Linked DNA regions of Homo sapiens: region 2 is linked to region 1. Evidence: chromatin contacts called from ENCODE Hi-C or POLR2A ChIA-PET data. All regions are on one chromosome and are shown on one strand. The core of a region is the stretch at or near the end of the contact, and the rest is flanking DNA. Distances in the headings are between cores, read along the strand shown. Region 1 has its middle 83 kb from the start of WASF1. Region 2 overlaps WASF1 (WASP family member 1).

The links. A loop is a pair of places that touch in the nucleus more often than their neighbours do. ChIA-PET counts read pairs that join two places held with the same protein, here RNA polymerase II (POLR2A). Pooled maps may share reads with other maps.
Region 2: a map of mammary epithelial cell shows a loop between it and region 1 (4-fold over the local background). The contact joins two enhancer-like sites. A Hi-C loop is called at or near these places in 2 of 168 maps with a recorded cell type or tissue (mammary epithelial cell and posterior vena cava) and 2 of 50 pooled maps. POLR2A ChIA-PET finds 5 or more read pairs at or near these places in 3 of 52 experiments (OCI-LY7, Panc1 and endothelial cell of umbilical vein).

The regions. Positions count from the first base shown.
Region 1 is chr6:110,094,721-110,098,967 of GRCh38, forward strand. No RefSeq gene overlaps it. Among named protein-coding and RNA genes, the nearest start is that of WASF1, 83 kb to the right of the region's middle. Within about 2 kb of position 2,396, at least 14 of the 41 ENCODE cell types and tissues checked have a DNase peak (open chromatin) inside an H3K27ac peak, as active enhancers do; they include mammary epithelial cell, where a contact is called at or near this core.
Region 2 is chr6:110,139,183-110,143,429 of GRCh38, forward strand. All of the region lies in intron 3 of WASF1 (WASP family member 1), which reads right to left. Among named protein-coding and RNA genes, the nearest start is that of WASF1, 38 kb to the right of the region's middle. Within about 2 kb of position 1,694, at least 2 of the 41 ENCODE cell types and tissues checked have a DNase peak (open chromatin) inside an H3K27ac peak, as active enhancers do; they include mammary epithelial cell, where a contact is called at or near this core.

The sequences.
Region 1 (4,247 bases), core at 1,146-3,645:
GGCAGTGATCCTCTCCCTGCCTAATGTCCCAAACTTTATCATCCATTCTCCCAAACCTGTTCCTCCTCTAATGTTCCACCCAACAGTAAGTCAGCCCTGGAAGTCATCCTTGACTCCTTCCTCTCCAATTACCAAACCTCATATATTCCACATCCTAAATATCTCTTAAATCTATCTCATTATTTCTCTCCTCTGCCACCATTATAACTATCATCTGTCCACCCATTCTAACAGCCTGAGTGGTCTCTTGACCTCCAAGCTGACTTCTCTCTAATCCATTAACCACTTTGTAGCCATCAGCTATCTTTCCAAAATGCTGCACTGGTAACTCACTTCTTCAGTTTTATTGCCCATGGAATAAAATACAAACTCCTTACTATGTTTCCTAAGATCCTCTCATGATTTGCTCCTGCTTATCTTTCTAATGTATTTCCAGCTATTGCATTGCTTGTATGCTCTGCACCAAGCATTTGCTTACATTCACACGCATCTGTTTCCTTTGCCTGGGAGACTCCACACTCACTTCAACATTTATCTGTCTAGGTTGATCTCAAACCTTCAGTGTCATTTCCTTTTAGAGGCCTTTCCTGACTTCCTAGACTAGGACTGTTCTCTTTCCTATGAGCTACTTGACAACATTCATTGTTCTTTGTTAATTTATCTGTATACTCAGAAAGTAGGGCTCTGTCTATTCACTGTTGTGGCCCCAATACCCAGCAGTCTCAAAACTCTGCAGGCATCAACAAATGCTGCTGAATAAATGAAAAGAAATATAATAAATATATAATAAAAAGATTAAATAAACCATCAATAATAGGAGATGTGCTCCTTTATCTGGAATGGTATAAACAGTTCCTATAGATTTTCATTAAAATTAGAAGTATAACATTTCATGGTTTGCATAGGTAAGAATGAAATGGACGCTTTAAGTAATATTGGAAGCTGTTACAATGGAAAACATACTGTGACTTAATGGCTTTTGTGTCTTTTATATTGTTTCCAGGCCAGAAAGGAAGATATGGAATTTTAATACTCCTGGAGACACTGGTGTCAGAAGAGTAGTATTGAAAAAGCTAGCTTAAAGGCAGGATAAATAAGAAATCTATCAAAAAGTCTTTGAGTATAACACATACATATACACAAGGATTACATTTATACAGATACTATAAAATATTCAAAATCATTACCACTAAACAAATATACAAAAAGAAACTATAAATATCTTGCGAAAGATGACTTCAATACATGCTCAGTTATGTTTTTTTTTTCTAAAGGAAAAACACAGCAGCTGGCCTTACAATAATGAGAAAAAGGTATTGATGACTAGCCTTCTAAAAAAAAGTGCCTGAAATGTTCATTCAAGGCTGGTATTCATTCTTTATTCAGAGCCTGGTTGTCAGGCTTGAAAAGCAACAGAGATTACTGATGCATTCTAGGGCCAAATCATGGAGGACATAAATTTGCTCTTAGTACAGCAGTGAATAAAGGGAGGAAAAAACTTATTTGTATTCCAAGGGTCCTATGCATTCTGTTTGGCTTCAGTAAGATTATTTTAATTAATTATAAGCTATATGGCACAACTTGGAAATACCATAATTTGATATTCCATTTCATTAGTTCAACATAGCAAAGCCATCCTTTAAATCCTGATACTGTATGATTAGTATCTTGCATTGGTTTATTTGTACTTTTTTCCTAAGTAGATATTACAGAAATAATGAATTCTAAAAGGAATTTTTGAACTATTTAGGAGCTTTAAATTTATTTTAGATTTGCTTCAGTTTGGAAAAGTGGTTTTAAAAAAAAGCTGGGGTCAAGATATATATAGTGGAGTGAAAATGAAAAAATAAACAGCAGTGTTATGTTTGCTAAGGACAAACTTAAAGCTGTGTTTTGAAAGTAATTCATGAGAATTCCCATGAAATTAAAACACATGATCAATTTTGCTGTCTTAAGAAATGACTTCAGAAACACTAATAAGTTTCACATTTTGGTTAGAAGAATCATTCCCATACTTTTCATTTATTAAAATCACACATACAAAGTTTTGATGAAATCAGGATTAGTTTTAAATCAACTATGTTACTGAGATTAGTGGAGAAAGAAATTTTAAACAGGAGCAGTGCCTAGGAAGAAATAATTTTAAGAGGCCTAGTGGACCAAACAAAAAAGAATGTATTTCTGAACCTGTTTATGTGAAGAGATATTGTGAGCTGCGTATTTAAGACAACACCCTTGCTATTGGGCAAGAAATCTATTTGGCAAGCTCAAATAGGAAATAACTGTGATGCAAAATGGTATGAGTATCACTTGAAAAAAGCTTATAATAAAAGAATTACAGGAATTCAAAAGGAACTTGAACCCAGGAGGCGGAGCCTGCAGTGAGCCAAGATCATGCCACTGCACTCCAGCCTGAGCGAGACTCTGACCTACTGTCACTCCAGCTCAGAGTGAGACTCTATCTAAAAAAAACAAAGAAGAAATTCAAAAGGAATATGAGCTCCAGTTGTAATTAGAGAAGACTTCATGAAAATACAGATGTGAGATGGTTGTTAAGGGGCAGAGCTTTCTAAAAGTGGAAATAGAGGAAGACGTTTCATGATTTATAGAACACAACCTAAATGAACATTATTATTATCTTTCAGTAAATATTTACAACATGAAAATGATTTGGAAGTCATCTCATCTGCCCAGATTGATTATAAGTCATGAAAAGCAGTGGTGATGGTTTAAAATGTCTTATAAATCTGAAGCTTATGACTATCCTTCATTAGGAAATGATACAGAAAAACTCCCTTTCCTCCATAATGATTGCATTTTATCCCAAACACCACTGCTGCTAGGTTATTTCCCTCTCCTCCTGTCTCATTCTCCTGGGAAGGAGAAGGAGGAGAAGGAGAAGGATCAGCATAACAAAGGCAACAGACTGAAAGCTTCGAGGAGGTAGAATAAACACAGAATATGTGAATTAAGGATTAAAAAGCATTCACTGGATTTGATAATATAGAGGTAAATGGGTGATGTCGACCAAAACAAGTGAAGCCAATTGTTTCCCCCGTGGTATACAATGCATTTTTTTTTTTCTGATTCTATGCTTGTGCATGACCCTGATGAGTAGTAAATCAATTCAACAAGAAGGTTGAATTGTTACCCAGTAACTTTCATTCTTCTTAGGGTATGAAAATTGGCCACTGAATGTTCTGTTCCAAAATTCCCTAAGCAAGTTAAGCTAAATATCTGGATTAAAAGATTTATTTTGATTTTAAAATGGACACTACATATCTGGCTTATTTAGTCTGCAGGCACTTTTTCATCTTCCAAAAATATTCTGAAAAACAAAAAAAGTCTATCATAGGCTACTGAGCATATACACTGCAGGGCTTTACTGATTAACATGTCTACTTCTATTATTAAGAAATCTTCACCAATTTCCTTTTGTAACATCCTTAGCTGCTTCAAAACCAGTACTATTATGTTTTGGTTATCTGGCCCCAAATATATATATATATATTTGAGTTTTATAAAATATATATACTAGTTGCCTCCTTTTGACCATAAGAACACTTAGACTTTAAACTGTGACATATTTTCTTGAGTTACATTTGACAATATACATTATCATGAGGTTGGAAAGGAACCTCAAATGGCTCTCTAATCTCTTGTTCTTTCTAAGCTACCCAAAAGAGCAAATCAAATCTTTTATTAAAGCTATCAGAAAAATTTTTTTATGTCCAAACTGAATTGCCACAATAGAACTTGGTTCATTATTCCTATTCTATAAAGATTACAGGTCATTAGTTATCTGCCTAAATAGCCTCCTCCAAATTATCAAGTTACTAAGTGACCTCACATATCAACTATCTATTGCCACAATAATGCTGGCAGCTCAAAACTTAGGTGTAAGACAATAAGCATTTATTTTTGCTCACGAATTTTGAATCAGTGGACTGGGCTGGGCTGGACTAGTCTAGGCGAACCTTGTCCAGGCTTGCTTATCTGTCTACCATCAGCAAGCGAGTTTGGGCTTGGCTGGTCTATGACGGTCTCACGTGAGATACCTCTCCCCCATGAGGTTTCTGATCTTCAGCCAGGCTAGCTTGGGATTATTCTCATGGCAGAGACAGGTTTGAGAGAGGGAGGTAGGGAGATGGAGGGAGAGAAAGCTAAAGCTTGCAAGGTTTCTTGAGACCCAGGCTTAGAACTGGCACAATGTCACTTTTGCTACATGCTATTATTAGCCAAAGCAA
Region 2 (4,247 bases), core at 444-2,943, 44 kb after region 1:
GAACAGGTGCCGGGATCGGGGAGAGACCAGGGAGTGGGAGCAGGCACTTCCAAGCCTGTGGGGGCAAAGAGATTTCCCAGGCCCCCAAGAGCACGGGGATGGCCAGGACCACAGCCCGTGGCTGGGTGGCTGCAGTTGTGCCCAGTAGCACAGGGCTCCCACCCCACCAACTTGGTAGAGCGCAGGGCTCCCACCTGTTCCCAGCCCTGACCGCTCCTCCCCCGTTGCAGCCAGCATCTTTGCAGCAGCTGCTACATACGGGCTGCTGCCGCCATCATAAGCAAAACCTTAACTTTTAACTTCAGAGCACTGACCCCATTTCTCTGAAGTCTGCATCTCCTGAATGGCTATTCCCAGCTTTTTGCTTGAATAAACTCTTTAAACTGGATTCTGATTCTTTCAATTATCTTAGGTTGACAGACTAGACTTTCTTCCTCCAGTCTTATATTTTCTCCTTGTCATTCCATCTACACCACCACTCCCACCAATTCAATCCATCCCACACCACTGCTTTAAGAATAGAGCAGATCCCCTCCAATCCATGGAGGATACATTCCAAGACCTCCAGTGGATGCCTGAAACCACAAATAGTACTGAGCCTATATATACTATGTTTTTTCCTATTCATACCTGTAACATTTAACTTATAAATTAGACACAGTAAGAGGATAACCCAATAACTAATAATAGAAAATTATAATAATATACTATAACAAAAGTTGCATGAATATGACCTCTCGCTCTCTCAAAACATCTAATTGTACTTGTAATATTATGAAATATTTATTTGGTTGGCTTTCCACCCAATTTTCTGGGATACAACTTCTAAATTCCTTAGAATATCTAAAGCATTGCTTTTTTGTAGGATTGGGGCTGGTCACCTGAAAGACAAATGCATGATTAGAGGGTTGGAACTTTCAGCCCCATCCCCCTAACATCCAGGGAGCTGAGACAGGCTGAATGTTAAGTTGACACCAATAGCCAAAGGTTTATTCAATCATGTCTATGTAATGAAGCCTCCCTAAACACTCATAAGGATGGGTCTGGAGAGCTTCCAGAGAGGTAAACACATGGAGGTTCCTGGAAAGTGGTATGTCCTGGAAAGGCATGGATGCTCTATGCCCCTTCCCCTATAACTTGCCCCATGCATTCTTATCTATGTTCCTTGTAATACCCTTTAATAATAAATTGGTAAGTATAAGTGCTTCCCTGAGTTCTGTGAGCCACTCCAGCAAATTAATCAAACCCAAAGGGGGAGTCATAGGAACCCAACTTGAAGTGGGTAGGAACAGAAGTTCCAGAGGCCTGAACTTGCAACTGGTATCTCAAGAGGTGGCAGTCTTGTGGGACTGAACCCTCAATCTATGGGATCTGACACTATCTCCAGGTAGATAGTGTCAGAATTGAATTGAAGAACACCCAGCCAGTGTCTGCTGAAGAATTAATTGCTTGCTTGGTGTGCGGGGAAAAACCCCACACAACTGATCACACAAGTATTCCGTGTTGATTGTTGCTGTGGTGTGAGAGCAGAGGAAAAACACATTGAGTGTGTTTCTTCAACTCACAGTACTGAACTCCCCCTTCTTGTGATGGTGTGAAATGATAAAATGCCTACAGGATCAGATGAAATGAGGTGAATGACATAGCTACTGTGACATAGTGTTAAGCTATGTCAGAAGGAGCCATGACAATGTCAACGGTTGAAAGTCAGGAGCTGAGGATGTCAATGACCAATGAGAAGGAAGCATATACAGTGTGGATATGCTAGACAAAAGGATGAATCACATTCCAGGCAGGATGGCACAAGATTTCATCATGCTACTCAGAATCACATGCAATTTAAAACTTATGAATTTTTTTTTCTGGAATTTTCCATTTAATATTTTTGGGCCATGGTTGACCACTGGTAACTAAAACCACAGAAAGCAAAACCATGAATGAAAGGGGGACTATTGCATTATAAAAATTTTGAATCTGGAAATGTCCTTCTGCAAAATCAAACCCTTCCTTGGTTCCTTGTTGTCAGGGTAAAGTCCAAACATAATATACAAGGTTCTTCAGGATTTAGCCCACCTCCTCACTTCTACCCTCATTTCTCACTACACTCCTACATTATACTCTAATTATTCTAAATATATCTTACTGTTTTATAGTCCTGCCTTTCCTCATGCTGCTCTCTGCCTGGGATGTATTTCACTTTTTTATCCTCAGAGAGAATATATAATTGTTCAAGACTAGACTCAGGCAGCAACTCTTTTCTGAAGACTAACTGAATCCCCCAGGCAGATGTAACCATCTACTCTTTGATGCCCTCAACATGGATCCACAAATGCATCTACCGAATTACTACCAATTATACTTTACTATACTGTGCTTATTTGTTTACACATCCATGCCTGAATGTCAGCTTTTAGAAGGCAAAAATCTTGCCTTACTCGCCTTACTCAACTTGTATCTCCAAGATCTAGAACACAGATGTTCAACAGCTAATCAATAAATAAATGGAAGAAATAACAAAATCATGAGCTTTAAGGAAGCCAAAAAAGAAAAAATAGGTTGCTGCGGGAAGACAGACACACATACACTTATCTTTTTTTTTTTTTCTTTGAGTCGGAGTCTCGCTCTGTCACCCAGGCTGGAGTACAATGGCATGATCTCGGCTCACTGCAACCTCCGCAACCCAGGTTCAAGCGATTCTCCTGCCTCAGACTCCTGAGTAGCTGGGATTACAGGTGCGCACCGCCACGCTCAGCTAATTTTTGTATTTTTAGTAGAGACAGGGTTTCACCGTGTCAGGCTGGTCTCGAACTCCCGACCTCGTGATCCACCCGCCTCACACATACACTTTCTAAAGCAACTACTTAATCATGATTCTAAGGAGCTGCTTTTTTGTATGTGCATGGAAAAGAAATACATTTGAGAAAAATAATATCTTACAAATGTATTATGGAATCATAGGCTTGCTTGTTTCACTCTCCCAAGAAAAAGCATGGATGGATCATATCTTACTCATTTCTTCATCTTTATGGGCTAGCTCAGAGTTCAAGGGTATAAAATCACACACATTTTGATGAAAGGAATGTACAGCATACAGACTAGTTTTGAAATATTATCCAAATCGCAAAAGAAAAATGGCTTTCATTGTGATTAAAATAGTGCCTTTAGGTACAATGCAAAAGCTTTTTAGAGAGAAAACCTTTCCTCATCCTTTCTTTTTACTTCAGTTTCAACACCAGATCCATTTTCTTATTTCTCTACCTTATTCCTTGGTGATTTCTAATGTCATTTATCTAACTCAACTATCAAAATCTCAGTGGCAGAAAGTAAAATAAAGCCTAATAACTTTATCTCCTAAATCCTGAGAAAACTGCCTGATTCCCATTTTAGAGCAATCCCAACACCATCTTTTTCATGGGATCCTTTGTCAGGCTAGAAAAGAATTTTAAAAAAATCAAAAAACAAAAGAAACCCTAAATGCTAAAAGGTATAATTTAATCATCAAGCAAATATAAAATCAAATTCATCTCAGTATTTTTAATACTGCAAATGATACACTGTTTAAGAATTTAAACATTGCATAGAATGAACCAATTACATATAATTTAACATCTTTTAATCCATCAGTGCCTAACTTGCTTAATAAGGGGGAACTTTTTTATTAAAAAGGGCTAAATTATACGGTGCTATAACATAAAATAACCAATTTTTGAATTTCCCGACTATTATATAACACATGTGGTTCCAAAAGTAATTTGGTTTCCCAATGATGTAAAAAAAAAAAAAAAAAAAAACTAAAGCAATTCCCAAGTTTCTTCGTTTATTTTCCTGTGTTCTTATCAATTAAACTATCAATTGCTGAAGCAAACATCAATAGATTGTTGAGAGTACGTAAACTAAAGAATATATCCCCTAAAAAGATTTTAAAATAATTTTTAAGAATAACTTAGCTAAAATCTTAATAATCTGTTTTTAATTTTAAAAAAAACCTTTTCATGGGTATACTTTTAAATCCTGATATAGATTTTAACATTAAAAATAAAATGAGCTACAATACTGTTTATAAGATCTCACAATATCTTATATTGAAAGCCCTCTTTTAAGAAGGCAAGGAAAATGAAACTACTGAAATCTAACCATAGCAAAATGTTTGACAGAATTCTAAATTGTTTATTTTGATGACTACTGCTAATATTGATAATATACTCTCTGTTAAAGAATGCCTTCTCTTGATTCAAAATGAGGCATAT